2 separate regions of the Homo sapiens genome follow, and region 1 is linked to region 2. A link is an interaction called in ENCODE POLR2A ChIA-PET data of the cell type or tissue named here. Cell type or tissue: GM12878. All regions are shown on one strand. Links, peaks and the distances in the headings refer to the core of each region. The heading gives the core; the rest is flanking DNA.

Region 1 (8,398 bases), core at 324-8,323, 100 kb after region 2:
ATTTTGTGACCCAGAGTCACAAGCTCCCCAAACGTGCTCAATACGTATGCTCCCAACAAATGGCAAAATCTTATTTTTACCATTAACGAAAAGAAGAAGAAAATCATTCTGGCGTTTTGTTGATGATGGTTGAGATGAGGGCAACTTCGAACTTAGAACCCTGAGTGGAACCGCTTTTTGTTCTTCCTGGGAATACCTGTTGGAAACAAGAATTAAAGAATGTGGTTACAGCCGGACGCGGTGGCTCACACCTGCAATCCCAGTACTTTGGGAGTCCGAGGCAGGCGGATCACCTGAGGTCAGGAGTTCAAGACCAGCCTGGTCAACATGGCGAAACCCTGTCTCTACAAAAAATACAAAAATTAGCCAGGGGCGGTGGCTTGTGCCTGTAATCCCAGCTGCTCAGGAGTCTGGGGCAGGAGAATCATTTGAACCCAGGAGGCAGAGGTTGCAGTGAGCTAAGATCCCACCACCGCACTCCAGCCTGGGCAACGAGAGCGAGACTCTGTCTCAAAAAAAAAAAAAAAAAAAAAAATTAAAAAAAAAAAGAATGTGGTTATTAGAGGCAATTCAGGATTATCCAGGCTTCCCTTGAAGAAACATATGCAAGGCTCTAAAATGGGAGCCAGATGGAAGAAAAAGTTGCAGGCTTACTGGGGAGGTGGGAAACACCCGGATCCCAGTCCCACATGTGACTTGAGAGCTGAGAGGCTGATGACTAGATGCCCTGCTGCCCCAGGGCTCCCTTCTGACTGATATGAAGGCTGGAGATTTTCCCTACACTATCCCTTAGCACCCAGCATGATGCACAAAAAACAGGAATTCAATAAAAAGGTTTGAGATGTGACTCTTGTTTAGGATGTCTTTTGGTCCTCAAGAATCTTCCACAGGAGAAGCCAAGCATGGTGGCATGCACTGTAATCCCAGCTATTCAGGAGGCTGAATGAAGCAGGAAGATCCTTTGAGCCCAGGAATTTGACTCCAGCCTGGGCAACATAGCGAGACGCCCCTCCATCTCTAATAAAAATTTTGAAAAATAAAAAAAAGCATCTTCCACAGCAGAGATTCTTTTTTTTTTTTTTTTTTTTTGAGACGGAGTCTCGCTCTGTCGCCCAGGCCGGACTGCGGACTGCAGTGGCGCAATCTCGGCTCACTGCAAGCTCCGCTTCCCGGGTTCACGCCATTCTCCTGCCTCAGCCTCCCGAGTAGCTGGGACTACAGGCGCCCGCCACCGCGCCCGGCTAATTTTTTGTATTTTTAGTAGAGACGGGGTTTCACCTTGTTAACCAGGATGGTCTCGATCTCCTGACCTCATGATCCACCCGCCTCGGCCTCCCAAAGTGCTGGGATTACAGGCGTGAGCCACCGCGCCCGGCCCAGAGATTCTTTTTTTATTTTTTTGAGACAGAGTCTGACGCCCAGGCTGAAGTGCAGTGGCACGATCTTGGCTCACCGCAACCTCTGCCTCCCCAGTTCAAGCGATTCTCCTGCCTCAGCCTCCCGAGCAGCTTGGATTACAGGCGCCCACCACCACGCCTGACTAATTCTTTTGTATTTTTAGTAGAGATGGGGTTTCACCATATTGGCCAGGCTGGTCTCAAACTCCTGACCTCAAGTGATCCACCCGCCTCAACCTCCCAAAGTGCTGGGATTACAGACATGAGCCATCGTGTCCGGCCCCATAGCAGAGATTCTTAACTTGGGGTCCAGGAAGCCCCTGAAATTGCATGCAAAATATTAGCATTAACATGTTTTTTAGAGGGAGGGCCCCTTGCATTCATCATTTTCTCTGGTGCTCACAAGACTTCAAAATGTTAAGAAACACTGGGGTAAATGAAGAAGCAAGCACCTCCAGGAAGGAGGTCCCGCACCACCATGCACAGAGTGTCTGCAATGCAGAACCAGAGAGGACCTTTGGGATGGTCCACTGTGGTTGAGCCACCATACTCAAAGATGGGGACCCTTGATAGATGCCTTGACGAAGCAAGCAGAAGGTCACCAGGAAGTTCTCTGTCCTCCACCATCTATCCGTTTTATGGACTAAAAAATAGTCACAAGATTGAAGTGCTTTTGCTTCCTAGGAAACATGGTGTCATTCATTCATTTATTCAGCCAACATTAACTGAGGCCCCATTGTGTGCCAAGAAATGTGCTAGACCCTGGGACCACGTGCTTCTCACGCTGAAGATTCCCAGTAGAGAAGACACATAACAAACTGCCCGTAGAATGGGGCTGCCTTATTCATTTATGTATTCTCCAAGCCTCGCCCAGTGCCCAGCACGTAGTAGGAGCTCAATAAATAATAAGTGCCTTGGGCAGTAAGATAATGTCGTGGGTAAACCTCTGGCATTTAGAATCAGAGAACCTGGGTTTGAATCACAGCTTGTCCACTTCTTTGGTGTGTGACTCTGGGCAGGCCACATCATCTTGCTGAGACTCGATTTCTTCATAATGTAACATGGTGTGAACCTGCATCACAGAGTCTTGTGGGGATTATGGGAACTAAACTGTGAAAAGAGGCTGGGTGTGGAGGCTCGCGACTCTAATCCCAGCACTTTGGGAGGTCAAGGCAGGCGGATCACTGGAGCCCAGGAGTTTGAGACCAGCCTGGGCAGCATAGCAAAACCCCATCTCTACAAAAAAAAAAAGTACAAAAATTAGCCAGGCTCAGTGATGCATACTTGTAGTCTCAGCTACTCAGGAGGCTGAGGTGGGAGAATCACTTGAGCCTGGGAGGTGAGGTTGCAGTGAGCCCAGATCATGCCACGCACTCCAGCCTGGGTGACAGAGCCAGATCCCATCTCAAAAAAAATAAAGAATAAAATAAACTGTGTAGAGAGCCTGGTATACACGAAGTGCTTGATAAGTATAGCTATTGGAGTTAATATCAATACCATAATGTCAAAGAGCCCTGGTAAACACTCTGGGCTCCTGTCTGCCTTCTGAAAAACAAGGATTAAGCAGATCCCCTCTGTCTCTTCTGTACTAGGATCCTAGGAACTACAAATGGTGATTGTTTTAGGTGGGTGTGGAGCATCATCTTGTGGAAGAGAGGAAAATTGACAAAAATGTCGCAGTTTCCTATTAAGAATATATATTGGAATTCACAGTTTTTAAAATATGAGTACATATACCAAAAATGCCCTAATGCAAGGTGATCCCCAAATCCAATCAATTTTTCCAATGGACTAATAACAAATATTTGCCAGGGAGAAAATAAAAATGTGTTTGAGAATCACATGGATCAATGGGGAAAAACATAAAAATAAATGAAAAATAAAAATATGTTGGCATAGCCCTAATTACATAAGCTTAAGGGAAATCAAATATGCACTTCCAATATTTCGTTAATTTATTTAGATACAGCTATACATTTGTATATGTTATGGGGTAATATACAAATATTACTCTTTTCCACTTTCAGTTTTCAAAAAGATTTTGTAACTCAAGCTCTTCACAGGCATCTCCCACTTAGTGGTTTTCCCTCTCCAAGGCAATTTTTGAATCTTCTAAGCCTGTGTTTCAGGGCTCAGTATTTTTTACTCTGTTAAGCAGAGTGAGAGACAGGCTGTCATGAATCTGGACATTTTTATTTTTAATTTTTTTTAGACAGGGTCTCATTCTGTTGCCCAGGCTGGAGTGCAGTGGTTTGATCACAGCTCACTGCAGCCTCGACTTCCCAGGCTCAGGTGATCCTCCCACTTCAGCCTCCCTAGTAGCTACGGGCACATGCCACATGCCCGGCTAATTTTTTTGTATATTTTGTAGAGATGGAGTTTTACTATGCTGCCCAGGCTGGAAATCTGGACATTCTTAACAAACCTCAGTGACATATTTATGCGTTGTTAGGGCATTTTTAAAATGCATCCTATAGGTGCATACTTATGGCCTCCACAGTATCAATGTGGGATTTACTTTCTTTCCTTTTTTTTTTTTTTTTTTTTTTTTTTTTTTTTTTTTGAGACAGTCTGGCTGGAGTGCAGTGATGCCATCTCGGCTCACTGCAACCTCCGCCTCTGGGGTCAAGTGATTTTCCTGCCTCAGCCTCCCAAGTAGCTGGGATTACAGGCGCCTGCCACCACGCCTGGCTAATTTTTTTGTATTTTTAGTAGAGACGAGGTTTCATCATGTTAGCCAGGCTGGTCTCAAACTCCTGGCCTCAAGCGATCCTCCCGCCTCGGCCTCCCAAAGTGCTGGATTACAGGCGAGAGCCACCGCGCCTGGTCGCTAGTTGAGATCTTTAAAAGCCAATGTGTCTACCACAAACTGTCAGTTTGCTCTTCAAAATGAAGTTCTTGAGAGAACAGCGCCCCCTAAAGACAATTTTTTAAAAGATTACCTCCTTCCTGTGGATTATTGGTGAGGGGATAGGGGAGACCTAAATATACGCAACAAAACAAGTAGTAAAGGGGTGAGTATGTCTTTGCTTTTAGAAAATAAAGAGTCAATCCCAGGCCCCAGGACTCCCGGGGCTCAGCCCAAGCCCCCATCCCCTCACCCCAAGGAGCCAGCACCTTCTGATTCCGGGGCAGACACTACTGAGTTCCCGTAGGGAGACAAGGTCTGCTCCTGCAGCAGGAAATAGGGGATGGAGAGGTGGGGGCAGCCCAGCTCCAGGACACCCTGGGAAACTCCCAGCCTGAGAACCTTCCTCTCAAGGAAGCCCAAGGGGCACTTGGCTCCATCTCCAGCCTTTTTTCCTGGCAACCTCAAATGGAAAGAGAAAATTCCTCTTTCAAAGCTCAGCAAATTTTCTGTTTCCAATTAAAACAAAACAAAACAAAACAAAAAAACCCAAACAAACAAAACAAAGTTCAGTTTCAGTTTCCATTCTCAGCCGGCAGGAGAGATGGCTGCTGAACTAAGGCAGCCCAGCAGAGGGAGGCTCAGCTGATGCCTGGAGGGCCCCCTAGCCCTCTCTGCACCCTAAAAAGAGGAAAGTAAGCTTAGTGATTCTTCCGTCGGTGGCTCACGCCTGTAATCCCAGCACTTTGGGAGCCCAAGGCGGGCAGATCACCTGAGGTCAGGAGTTTGAGACCAGCCTGGCCAACATGGTGAAACCCCGTTTCTACTAAAAATACCAAAAATACCAAAAATTAGCCGGGCGTGGTGTCAGGTGCCTGTAATCCCAGCTACACAGGAGGCTGAGGTGGGAGAATCCCTTGAACCCGGGAGGCAGAGGTTGCGGTGAGCTGAGATCACGCCATGGGTGACAGAGCAAGACTCTGTATCAAAAAAAAAAAAAAAAAGAAAGAAAAAGGGCAGCTAACTCTCTCTCTAACCCACACCATCTCCCTGCCCTTCTGCAGTTCTGTGGCCTACTGGACAAAGGCTGGGAGTTGCCCCTTACAGGGCTGGGCAGAAGCAGAGACGATTCATTCCTGGTCCCACAGAGATGGCAGGCTTCCAGGACCTGTATGACACCCCTGGGGACAGGCTGGATGTCTTCATAAAACATCCTTCCAGTCTGCCTTCGTAAAACAGCCTCCAGCCCCAGGGAGACTGGAAGGATGAAGTGAAGGATGCCGGGCATTGAACTGAGCAGTTCTTGAGGGATCAGTTCTTCTATAATGAGCTGATTCTGGACCAGGAAGTCAGGGTGCTGAAGATGGCAAAGGTGAGCACTCAGGAACCCCCGGGGTTCAAATCCCAGCTCTGCCCTGTGGGACTGTGGGGCTGTGGGATAGGTAAGGGATGAGTTATTTTGTCTCTCTGAGCATCGGTCTCTTCCTCTCTAAAACCGGTTTCTAATGAACAATAAATGGGATAAAGCATAGAAAAGTGCTCTTAAGCAGTAAACTATTCTACAAATCTGGATGATGATGATGATGATGATGATGATGATGATGATGATTTGGGATCCAGCTCTCTAAGTGCCAGGGAATCAAGTGGACTATGGGTAGCAGGTTTGTATAAAATTTATGCCTTTTGGCCAGGCACAGTGGCTCACACCTGTAATCCCAGCACTTTGGGACGCTGAGTGGGGAGGATCACTTGAACCCAGGAGTTCAAGGCCAGCCTGGGCAACATTGCAAGACCTCATCTCAATTATTTAAAATTTTAAACTTTTTTATATATTATTTAAAAAAAATTTTTAAAGAAATTAAAATAAAATTTATGCCTTTTGTTTCCTCTTTAACCAGCCCCACTTAACCCCTAAAGTCATCAAGATCATCTATATTTTCCTTCTAAAATGGCACTGACTGGCCGGGCGCGGTGGCTCACGCCTGTAATCTCGGTACTTTGGGAGGCCAAGGCAGGCGGAACACGAGGTCAGGAGATCGAGACCATCCTGGCTAACATGGTGAAACCCCGTCTCTACTATAAAAATACAAAAAAAAACTTAGTCAGGTGTGGTGGCAGGCGCCTGTAATCCCAGCTACTCGGGAGGCTGAGGCAGGAGAATGGTGTGAACCCGGGAGGCAGAGCTTGCAGTGAGCTGAGATCACGCCACTCCAGCCTGGGTGACAGAGTGAGACTCGATCTCAAAAAAAAAAAAAAAAAGTAAAAAAATAAAATGGCGCTGACTGATTTTGTTAGAAACTACCTAGCAATTAGGTAATATCAGAGGGTACTCTCTGGGTTCAGAGGGTTTGTTAGAGGCTGACCATGGAATCAAATACGTATTTATAGCATGGTTTCCCCTGGGAAAGTACTAAACTATAGTTCAACTTTTAACATATCACCCTAAATCAAAAATGCCTTAACCATAAATCTAGATTTGGTTTATTTTGCTAGAATGAAAGACATCTAACATTATCTTAAGCAAATCAGACTTCACCTGGGAGTGGCAATGGCTGCCGAGAATACGACTGAAAAGGAAGGAAATGCAGCTTTAATGAATCTTCAGGCCAGGCACAGTGGTTCTCGCCTGTAATCCCGGCACTTTGAGAAGCCAATGTAGGCAGATTGCTTGAGCCCAGGAGCTCAAGACCAGCCTGGGCAACATCACGAAAACTTGTCTCTACAAAAAGCACAAAAAAATTAGCCAGGTATGGTAGCATCCACCTGTGGTCCCAGCTACTCGGGAGGCTGAGGTGGGAGGATCACTTGAGGCCAGGAGGTCGAGGCTGCAGTGAGCTGTGGTCATGCCGCTGCACTGTAGCCTGGGTGACAGTGTCTCAAAAAAAGAATCTTTAAATACGGAGTCGAAGGCAAATAATCAGGAGTGTTACTAGCAAACCCTGAGCTTCAAAACAGAAATTCGAGCTTCCATGGTTGCTTAAAAAGATACAACTTTGCCCTTCTGGCTTCTGGCTCGTCCACACATCTGCATGTGCCCTAAGGTCCCTCTGCTGCAGAGCTCTGGCAGCATCTTTGCTTTCCAGATCCAAAACAAAAACACAAAGAAAAGGGGAATCCCGATCAGAACCAGAAATAGAATGCGTATTCTCTTAAGAATGGGTTCGAGGGTGTTCAAGTACTTTAACATATGTTATAATAAAGTTCTTCTACTGATTGAAAGGCACTGTCTTGATGGGAGGCGCACCATTCATATGATCTCAAACACTCACAACGTGAAGTTCCTATTCCCGCCTCTACGGGGATGTGTTTCAAATGGAGACTATTTGTCTGTATAAGAAAAAAATGCATTTTACCTTTCCTCTTGCTCTCTCAACCATCTCTATTTCCAGAGGTGGAAACGCCCCTAGAATACCTATTTCCACCAGTTTTGACCAGCACAGAAAATGCCTACAACAAAGTTATCTATAGAGCTAGAGATCCTGTCTGAATAAACATCGGTAAACAAGCAACAAGAAGGACTTTGTTTCTGTATTGGGAAGAAGGGAGTACATTGCATATAATTCAACATTTGCTTGAGCTTTTCAAGCACTAAGTTTTCTTCCTTTCTGGTTTTTTTTTTCTTTTTTCTTTTTTTTTTTTTTGAGACAGTATTGCTCTGTTGCCCAGGCTGGAGTTCAGTGGTGGCACAATTTCGGCTTACTGCAACTTCCACCTCCCAGGTTCAAGCAATTCTCGTGCCTCAGCCTCAGCCTCCCAAGTAGCTGGGATTACAAGCACGCAACACCACGCCTAGCTAATTTTTTTTTTCTTTTTTTGTGTTTGTAGAGATGGGGTTTCACCATGTTGCCCAGGCTGATCTTGAACTCCTGAGCTCAGGCAATCCACTCGCCTCGGCCTCCCAAAGGGCTGGGATTACAGGTGTGAGCCACCATACTCGGCCTTTAAGTTTTCTTTTCTTTCTTTTTTTTTTTTCTTGAGAGAGAGTCTCACTCTGTCACCCAGGCTGGAGCGCACTGGCATGATCTCGGCTCACTGCAACCTCCTTCTCCCATGTTCAAGCAGTTCTCCTACCTCAGCCTCCCGAGTAGCTGGGATTACAGGCATGCACCACCACACCTGGGTAATTTTTTATATTTTTAGTAGAGACGGGCTT
Region 2 (8,237 bases), core at 1-8,000:
GTCTCAGCCTCCCGAGTAGCTGGGATTACAGGAGCCTGCAATCATGCCCGGCTATTTTTTTTTTTTTTTTGTATTTTTAGTAAAGATGGGCTTTCACCATGTTGGCCAGGCTGGTGTTGAACTCCTGACCTCAGGTGATCCACCCACCTCAGCCTCCCAAAGTGCTGGGATTACAGGCATGAGCCACCGTGCCCAGCCTAAATGAAGGATCTTGAGATGGGAGATTATCCTGGATTATCCAGTTGGTCCTTAAATGCCCCCTCTTGTAAATGCTCTCTCTCTTTGTAAGACAGAGGCAAAGGGAGATTGGACACAGGATAGGGAGTGAAAGTGGCCACTGAGGCAAGATGTTATGCTGCTGGCTTTGAAGAAATGCAAGGAATGCAGCTCCAGAAGGTGGAAAAGCTGAGGAACTGGATTCTCCCTTAAAGTCCCGGAGGGAGCACTGCCCTGGCTCAGGGAAAATCATCTCCAACTTCTGATCTCTGGCAACATAAGCAAATATGTGTTCTTTGAAGCCACTAAGCTTTGATAACTTGCTACAGCAGCCACAGGAAAGGAATACACCAAGTAGCTCTCACTCATAAGGATTGTTTTGGGATTTGACGAGGTATGGTAGGTAAAGTCCTTAGCGTAGCGGGTGGATTTACTAAATGCTCAGTAAATGTGAGCCACATTATGAAGACCCAGTGGCCCGGCCTCTTGGCTGTTTGACATCCTCCATCCCTAGACACACAGCCCCACATCCCAGTGTACAAAGCACCACCAACCTGAATTGCCACATCTGAAAAATTATCGCCTGTTTCTCGGAAGATGTCTCCTAGTCGGAAAATGGGACACTGTGGATTCTGAGTCTTGTGGAAGGTACAAGTGATGTTTAAACCTGGCAGGATGTTTCTCCTGTGCATAATTAAAAGCAAACAAACAAACAAACATCTCGATTGAAAACAGATCTGTCTCTTTCCCAGGAGTGAGCCAGTGTGGTGGAGAGGTTCCATGAAAGCCCCAAATGATCACTGCCTCCTGGGACCCCTGGGCAGTGGCCTCTCACACTGGACCAGGGTTGATCTGTGTGACCAATGGCATATGGCAGAAGTGTTGGGGTCTCCCCCCAAAGACTGTGGCTTCCATCTTGGTTATACTCTTGGTTGCTTGCTCTGTCTCTCTTGGGTCACTTGCTCTGGGAGAAGCCAGCCACCATATACCAAGGATACTCAAGTGGTCTAGGGCGAGGTTCACGTGGTGAGGAACTGAGCTCTCCCACGAGCAACTGTGTGAGAGCTTGGAAAAGTGTTCTCCAGCCCCAGTCAAGCCTAGAAATGACTGCAGCCCTGGTTGACAGCTTGGCTACAACCTGACAGACCTTGAGCCAGAACCACGCAGCAAAGTCATTCCCAGATTCCTGACCCACAGAAACCGTGGGAGACAATAGGCGTTTGTTGTTTCAGGCTTCTGAGGTTTGGGATAATTTATTACTCAGCAGTAGATAACTAAGACAGCCAGGCAGCCTGGGCACTTACGTGGTGTAGTTGTGGCCGGGGAAGTCGATATTGTTCTTGATGAGCACAGTGAAGTTTTCGGCACTGTTCAAGAGAGCAGGCCTGGGAGAGAGACATGCAAAATGGCCATTAGTGACGGGGGGAACCGAGGGAGCCCATGGGCCAGTGGGACCAGAGGCTTCTGGTTTCTTGGCTTGGTCTTTGGGATACATGAAGAGAAATGGATACAGCAAACCTAGTGGGCAAAGCATTCTGAAACTCTCCACAAAGCCCCTCCAGCTCCTCCAAGAAGAATTTCTCCCTTCTTGAGATCTGATATGGTTTGGCTCTGTGTCCCCACCCAAATCTCATCTTGAATTGTAATCCCCATGTGCCAGAGGAGGGGCCTGGTGGGAGGTGACTGAATCATGGGGGCGGACTTCCTCCTTGCTGTTCTTGTGATAGTGAGTGAGTTCTCACGAGATCTGATCATTTAAAAGTGTGCGGCACATCCCCCGAAACCCGCCTCCTGCTCCATCATGGTAAGATGTGTTTGCTTCCCCTTCGCCTTCTGCCATGATTGTAAGTCTCCTGAGGCTTCCTGTTAAGCCTGTGGAGCTGTGAGTCAATTAAACCTCTTTTTTTTCGTAAAGTATTTGGTCTCAGGTAGTTCTTTATTTTTATTTTTATTTTTTTCTGAGATGGAGTCTCACTCTGTCACCCAGGCTGGAGTGCAGTGGCGCGATCTTGGGTCACTGCAACCTCCACCTCCCGGGTTCAAGCGACTCTCCTGCCTCAGCCTCCCGAGTAGCCGGGATTACAGGCGTGTGCCACCACACCTGGCTAATTTATGCATTTTTTAGTAGAGATGGGGTTTCACCATGTTTGCCAGGCTGGTATCGAACTCCTGACCTCAAGTGATCCGCCTGCCTCAGCCTGCCAAAGTGTTGGGATTACAGGCGTGAGCCACCGCACCTGGCTAGGTAGTTCTTTGTGTGAGAATGGACTAACACAAGACCCAGTGGCATTTACTGTGGCACCTCTCACAGTGATGTAATTACACATTCAGGTATGTACAGTGGTTGAGACTTGCTCCGTATCTGGGACTTGTATTTTACCTAAAACTTAGCAAAGTCTCTTATGCGTAGTTACGTATGAAATAAATATCTAACACCTACTACGTGGTGATGGATGTGTTGAATGAATGATTAAACGAACCATCTTAGCTAATTCATATAATATATGAGAAACTGAAGTTCAGGGAGTTGCTTGCCCAGGTCACGTCAAAATCCAGCCCAGAGGCAGGCACACTGGAGATGCAGTTTATTTAATGAGTGAGTTGATAGCAGAGCTGGAACTGAAACTGCAGTCAGTCAAGGGCCGCTTGTCTTGAACAAGGACTACCTGAGTGGAGGCTGCTGTATCTCCCAGAGCTGGGTGATTCCTTCTGTGACAAAGAAATGCCCCTGACCGAGAAATGAACCTGAGTGGAGCTATTAGCGATTGAGAATCATAAGGGGTGATGCTGCTGAGCGCACCCCCCATCCCGGCATTGGGAAACCTTCGCCTGAGCCTTCTACAGGCCAGCTTGGGGCAGTTTTCTCTTTGCCCCACGATGCTGAGGGAATGATCCTGAATCACATCGGTCTAGAACTGCGCTGTCCAATATGGTAGCCACTAGACATGTGTGGCTATTTAAATTTAAATTTAATTAAAAATTCAGGCTGGGAGCAATGGCTCAAACCTGTAACCCCAGCACTTTGGGAGGCCAAGGCAGGAGGATCGCTTGAGCCCAGGAGTTCAAAACCAGCCTGGGCAACATAGCAAAACTCTATCTATCTATCTATCTATCTATCTATCTATCTATCTATCTATCTATCTACCTGTCTATCTATCTATTATCTATTTATCTATCTATCTATCTTTCTATCTATCATCTATCATCTCTTTCAAAAATTCAGTAGTCGCATTTCATGTACTCAATAGCCACATGTACCTAGTAGCTGCCCTATTGGACAGCACAGATACAGAAATTTCCATCACTGCATCAAGTTCAATTGGACAGTGCTGGTCTAGAACCACCACACTTCTAGGGGTAGATTGTGTGTGTGTGTGTGTGTGCGTGTGTGTGTGTGTGTGTGTGTGTGTGTGTAAGCCAGGCATGCATGGGGCTTACCTTACAATAACTGTACAAGTATCATCTCATTTAATCCTTACAACAGCCCTATGAAGTTGGTGAAATTATTATTCTGCTTTTACAGGTGAGGACACTGAAACTCAGAGAGGTTAAGCCATTTTCCCAAGGACACACAGCAAAATGGTGTTAGAGCTAGGAATTGAATCCAGGTCTTTCTAACTATTCTCTGCTGAAATACATCAGCCCTTGTGGCTTCTGAGATTTAACATTGTGACTTTGTGTATTGAAGCGAAGCATCAATACAAGGGACCACCAAATCTGTATGTCATTGTAAGCATTTAATCTGAGAAAACTTCCTTCCCCCCCTCTTTTACCCTCACCCCTTTTGCTTTTTCCTCCCCTTCCCCTTCTCTTTCCTCGCTTCGTCCTTCCCTTCCATCTCCCTCCTTCCTTCCTATCCTTGATCACTCAGTATGGACACTGACAAGTCAGAAGGGATCCTGCTGTGGCACTACAGGAGGGGGTCTGGGGGTACCCTGGAAGATCTGGGGGAAGGAAGGGGCCAGGGACACCCAAGGATGCTCAGGGTAGTAGCTATTTACCAGTTGGTACAGGAGTGTTACAACAGTTTACCAACCACCATGGCCCTCCCAGAGATACTAGTTTGTGCCAAGCAGTGCATCCAGAGCGCAGGGGTCCCCAAGCCGGTAGGACCCAGGACTTTGCAGGGCTGTGCTGAGAGGGGAAGGCCCAAGCAGCCTCGGCAAGGCCTCATCTGGTCGCCGCTGAGGGCCACTGTGTCTGTCTCCCCATGCGACTCACCGGGGGGCCTCTTCCACTGCCTCGATGGGGCACCAGGCAGAGACTTCACAGGTCTTCTGGTTCCCTTCATACACTACACACCTTCCGGTCTGAATTCCTATAGGGGTCAAAGCATCGTAGAACCACAGATGTGAAAGAACTGCGGAGAGGACGTTCTCCAGGAGGGACATCATTAACTCAACCCGGGCGAGAGACTAGGCTTTGACCAGGCTTTCCAACCCACGCAGCTTCAGCTTCCATCAAGCCCATCCTAACCACAACGAACACAAGGCAAGGCAAACAAGCAAAACATAATAAAGATCAGAGAGAACACAGAAAGACTGTGGATTCTGCTGGCTCTTTTGTTTCTTTATAAGAAAAGGTGCCCATGAGGGGAGCGGAACAGGTGTATGCTCTCACTTAGTATAAATGGACTAGAACATGGCCTCTCAAAGGGGCACAAGTCCCTCAAGGGGTACACAGCCTGCCCAGGATGTGCAAAGCCATGAAATCAGCATGGCACATCTTCCTGGAGTGCCAGGATGATTAATCAGTTTCCAAGGGAGAATTAATTAAATAGTGAGCAATGTTAAAATAACTTTTATACTAACTCAAATACACATACAGTATGGAGTAGAATGCAGTAATGGGCATATGCCTTTTTGTGTGTGTTTGCATTATAACCACTGATTTTTTTTTTTTTACTATTTGCAGTATTTTTAAAATTGCCCTGTGCCTTTTTTTTTTTTTTTAAAGGGGTCTCGCTCTGTCACCCATGCTGGAGTGCAGTGGCATGATCTTGGCTCACTGCAACCTCTGCCTTCCAGGTTCAAGTGATTCTCACGTCTCAGCCTCCCAAGTAGCTGGGATTATAAGCGTGTGCCACCATGTCTGGCTGATTTTTGTATTTTTAGTAGAGACGGGGTTTCACCATGTTTTCCAGGCTGTTCTCGAACCCCTGACCTCAAGCATCCATCTGCCTCACCCTCCCAAAGTGCTGGGATTACAGGCACCAGCCTCTGCGCTCGCTGCCCTGTGCCTTTTTAAGTTAAAATGTGAGATAAAGAAATTCTGCAGGTATCGCAATAGCACTGCACTTAGATATAAATAAAATCAAAATCAAAATCAAAATAAAACAGTGCAAAAAATGTTTAAAAAATAAAATAAAATAAAAAACAAAAAAAATTCTGCAGGTTAATATGGGTATTGCTGCCAGGTTCCCTGGGGGTAAAAGTTCATGGTCCTCAACCTTTGAGGAAATTCAGGGGGAAAGTTTAGAATACTCAGATGATGCTATAGGCCATGTGAATTTTCTACCGATTAGAATCCTGAACCTGCTAGGTTTTTAGGAGCTTCTTCTCTCACTGGAAAACTGGAGTCATGTTTACAGTCAGCAGCTGGTCTGCTGGGGACAGAGCCGAAGCATGGGCAGACTCGCCTATGGCTTGGTGATGGTGGAAGAGGGCAGCTGAGAGCAGAGGCTGAAGACCTGACCTGGGCATCACAAATGTCACCAAGATGCCAGACCATCCACCCCTAGGGTCTCGGGAAAAGAAACAGAAGGTACCTTTGCTCTGCGGGTCCATCCATCCCTTTTTACAACCTCGGTCAGAGGAACAGAGCGTCCTGCGGGTGGGATACTGCAGATAGAAGGATGACAGAGTGGGGAGTAAGTGACGTGTGTTACTAAGACGTGGAGAAGTGATTCGATATCCACCAGAATGTGCACACGAATGCTTATAGCAGCACTACTCAGAATCGCCAAAAAAGTGGAAACCACGCAAGTGGCCACTGACGGATGAATGGACAAATAAAATGTGGTACATTCATACACAGAATCTTATTTAGCCATAAGAAGGATGAAGCAATGACACAGGCTACAACATGGATGGACCTGGAGAACATGATGCTGAGTGAAAGAAGACAGACACAAAAGGCCACACCATATACAATTCTATTTATAGGAAATGTCCAGAATAGGCATCTATAGAGACAGAAAGTAGACTGTGGCCAGGGACAGGGGAAGGGGAGAATGGGGAGTGACTGCTACTGGATTTGGGGTTTCCTTTGTAGGTGATGAAAATGTTCTGGGGGCTGGGCGCCGTGGCTTATCACGCCTGTAATCCCAGCACTTTGGGAGGCCAAGGCGGGCAGATCACCTGAGGTCAGGAGTCTGAGACCAGCCTGCTCAACATGGTGAAACCCCGTCTCTACTAAAAATACAAAAATTATCAGATGTGGTGGTGTGCGCCTGTAATCCCAGCTACTAGGGGGGCTGAGGCAGGAGAATCACTTGAACCTGGGAGGTGGAGGTTGCAGTGAGCTGAGATTGCGTCACTGCACTCCAGCCTGGGTGACAAGAGCAAAACTCCACCTAAAAAAAGAAAGAAAGGAAGGAAGGAAGAAAGAAAGAAAAAGAAAGAAAGAAAGGAAAAAAAAAGAAAGAAAGAAGGAAGAAAATATTCTGGAATTAGACGGTGGTGATGGTTGCACAACTCTGTGATTATACTAAAAACCACTGAACCGTATGTACACTTTAAAATGGTGGGGTTTATGGTATGTGAATTATATCCCAATACAAATAAATAAAAATGGGAAAAGCAGAGGTCTGGGAAGCTAGGGATCACTTTCAGGGATGCTGGCTGGGATGGGGGACAGGTGGCTTGGTCCAAGTGGCCCTGTGGCTGAAAGGACTGAGCAGGGCAAACAGGTGCGGAGACTCAGCAGGACACATGGAACTGAGAGACATTGGCCAGGACACTCGCCTGGCCCAAGAAAATGAGACCAGCTGGGTCTCAGGGCTGAAGGACAGAACACGGAAGAGAGAAATGAGCTGCCCTGGTTTATGCATATTTCTCTTCCTGTTTTCTAGGGAGCAGGCTTCATGGCCAGTCTTGGGGAAGCCAGAACATGACATAGGTGTGAAAATGGCCTCTGCTCTTTGTCATCTGTGCAATTTGTGGCTTCTACAGTGATTCAGGTCAAGGACCTAGGTCTTGGACCCAGGTATATCTGGTTCAGCAGTAGCTGCACCATTTTCTAGCTGAGAGACCTTGGCCAGCTCACTGTTCATCTGTAAAAGCAGGGTGAACAGATTTGTCTTTTTTTTTTTTTTTTTTTTTTTGGAGACAGAGTCTTGCTCTGTCGACCAGGCTAGAGTGCAATGGTGTGATCTTGGCTCACTGTAACCTCCACCTCCTGAGTTCAGGCAATTCTCCTGCCTCAGCCTCCTGAGTAGCTGGGATTACAGGCACGCACCACCATGCCTGGCTAATTTTTGTATTTTTAGTAGAGACGGTGTTTCCCCATCTTGGCCAGGCTGGTCTTGAACTCCTGACCTCATGATCTGCCTGCCTCGACCTCCCAAAGTGCTGGGATTATAGGCGTGAGCCATCATGCCCAGCCAACAAATTGTCTTGCCTGGTTGTTGTGAAGATTAAGTGAGTTATGAAAAGAAAGGGTTTAGCACATAGTACATGCTCAATGAATGTTTCTTGTAGTTTTCAAACTCTCTCATGATCTCTTTATTTCCCAGGCTGCCTTGTCACATGGCATGCCGTTGGTCTCCTCCCCTTGTGACTCCCCAGATTAGATTATGAACCCTTTGAATACAGAGCCAAGGTCATATCTTTGCAGCCCAAGTGCCTGGCAAATAGTAGGTCTTGATAGTCATGGAAGGAATGAATGTGTGATCATTCATTGTGGCTCATGGAAAGTTACATTTTCATTATCAACTGGAGATGAATCTCAGGAAAGAAGAGAAATCAGTTTTATTTTGCTCTCCAAAAGGAATTCTAATTTTTTTTTTAAAAAACAGCACA

What was found. Peaks named below come from ENCODE experiments on the same cell type or tissue, not always from the same donor. Only the 100,000 strongest peaks of a DNase experiment are listed, where the experiment ranks them.
Region 1: POLR2A ChIA-PET joins it to region 2 with 11 read pairs; 3 of 35 experiments call an interaction of 5 or more read pairs at or near these places.

What each region holds. Positions count from the first base shown.
Region 1 is chr12:121,056,668-121,065,065 of GRCh38, reverse strand. LOC105378258 (a long non-coding RNA gene) reads left to right here. Exons shown (of 4, transcript XR_007063492.1): 4 at 5,310-5,776. It also overlaps the pseudogene OASL2P. Among named protein-coding and RNA genes, the nearest start is that of OASL, 22 kb to the right of the region's middle. RefSeq lists enhancers at 4,485-4,664, 4,685-4,854, 4,975-5,064. In GM12878, for the core only: CTCF peaks have their summits at 3,035, 4,316 and 4,877 (motif pointing right); DNase peaks (open chromatin) are centred at 4,335 and 4,815; H3K4me3 peaks cover 972 bases; H3K27ac peaks cover 1,440 bases.
Region 2 is chr12:121,158,721-121,166,957 of GRCh38, reverse strand. It overlaps P2RX7 (purinergic receptor P2X 7), which reads right to left. Exons shown (of 13, transcript NM_002562.6): 4 at 5,984-6,056; 5 at 4,438-4,534; 6 at 1,521-1,601; 7 at 771-900. All of the region lies in intron 2 of LOC105370032 (a long non-coding RNA gene), which reads left to right. Among named protein-coding and RNA genes, the nearest start is that of P2RX7, 30 kb to the right of the region's middle. In GM12878, for the core only: no CTCF peak of the experiment used is centred there; a DNase peak (open chromatin) is centred at 7,347.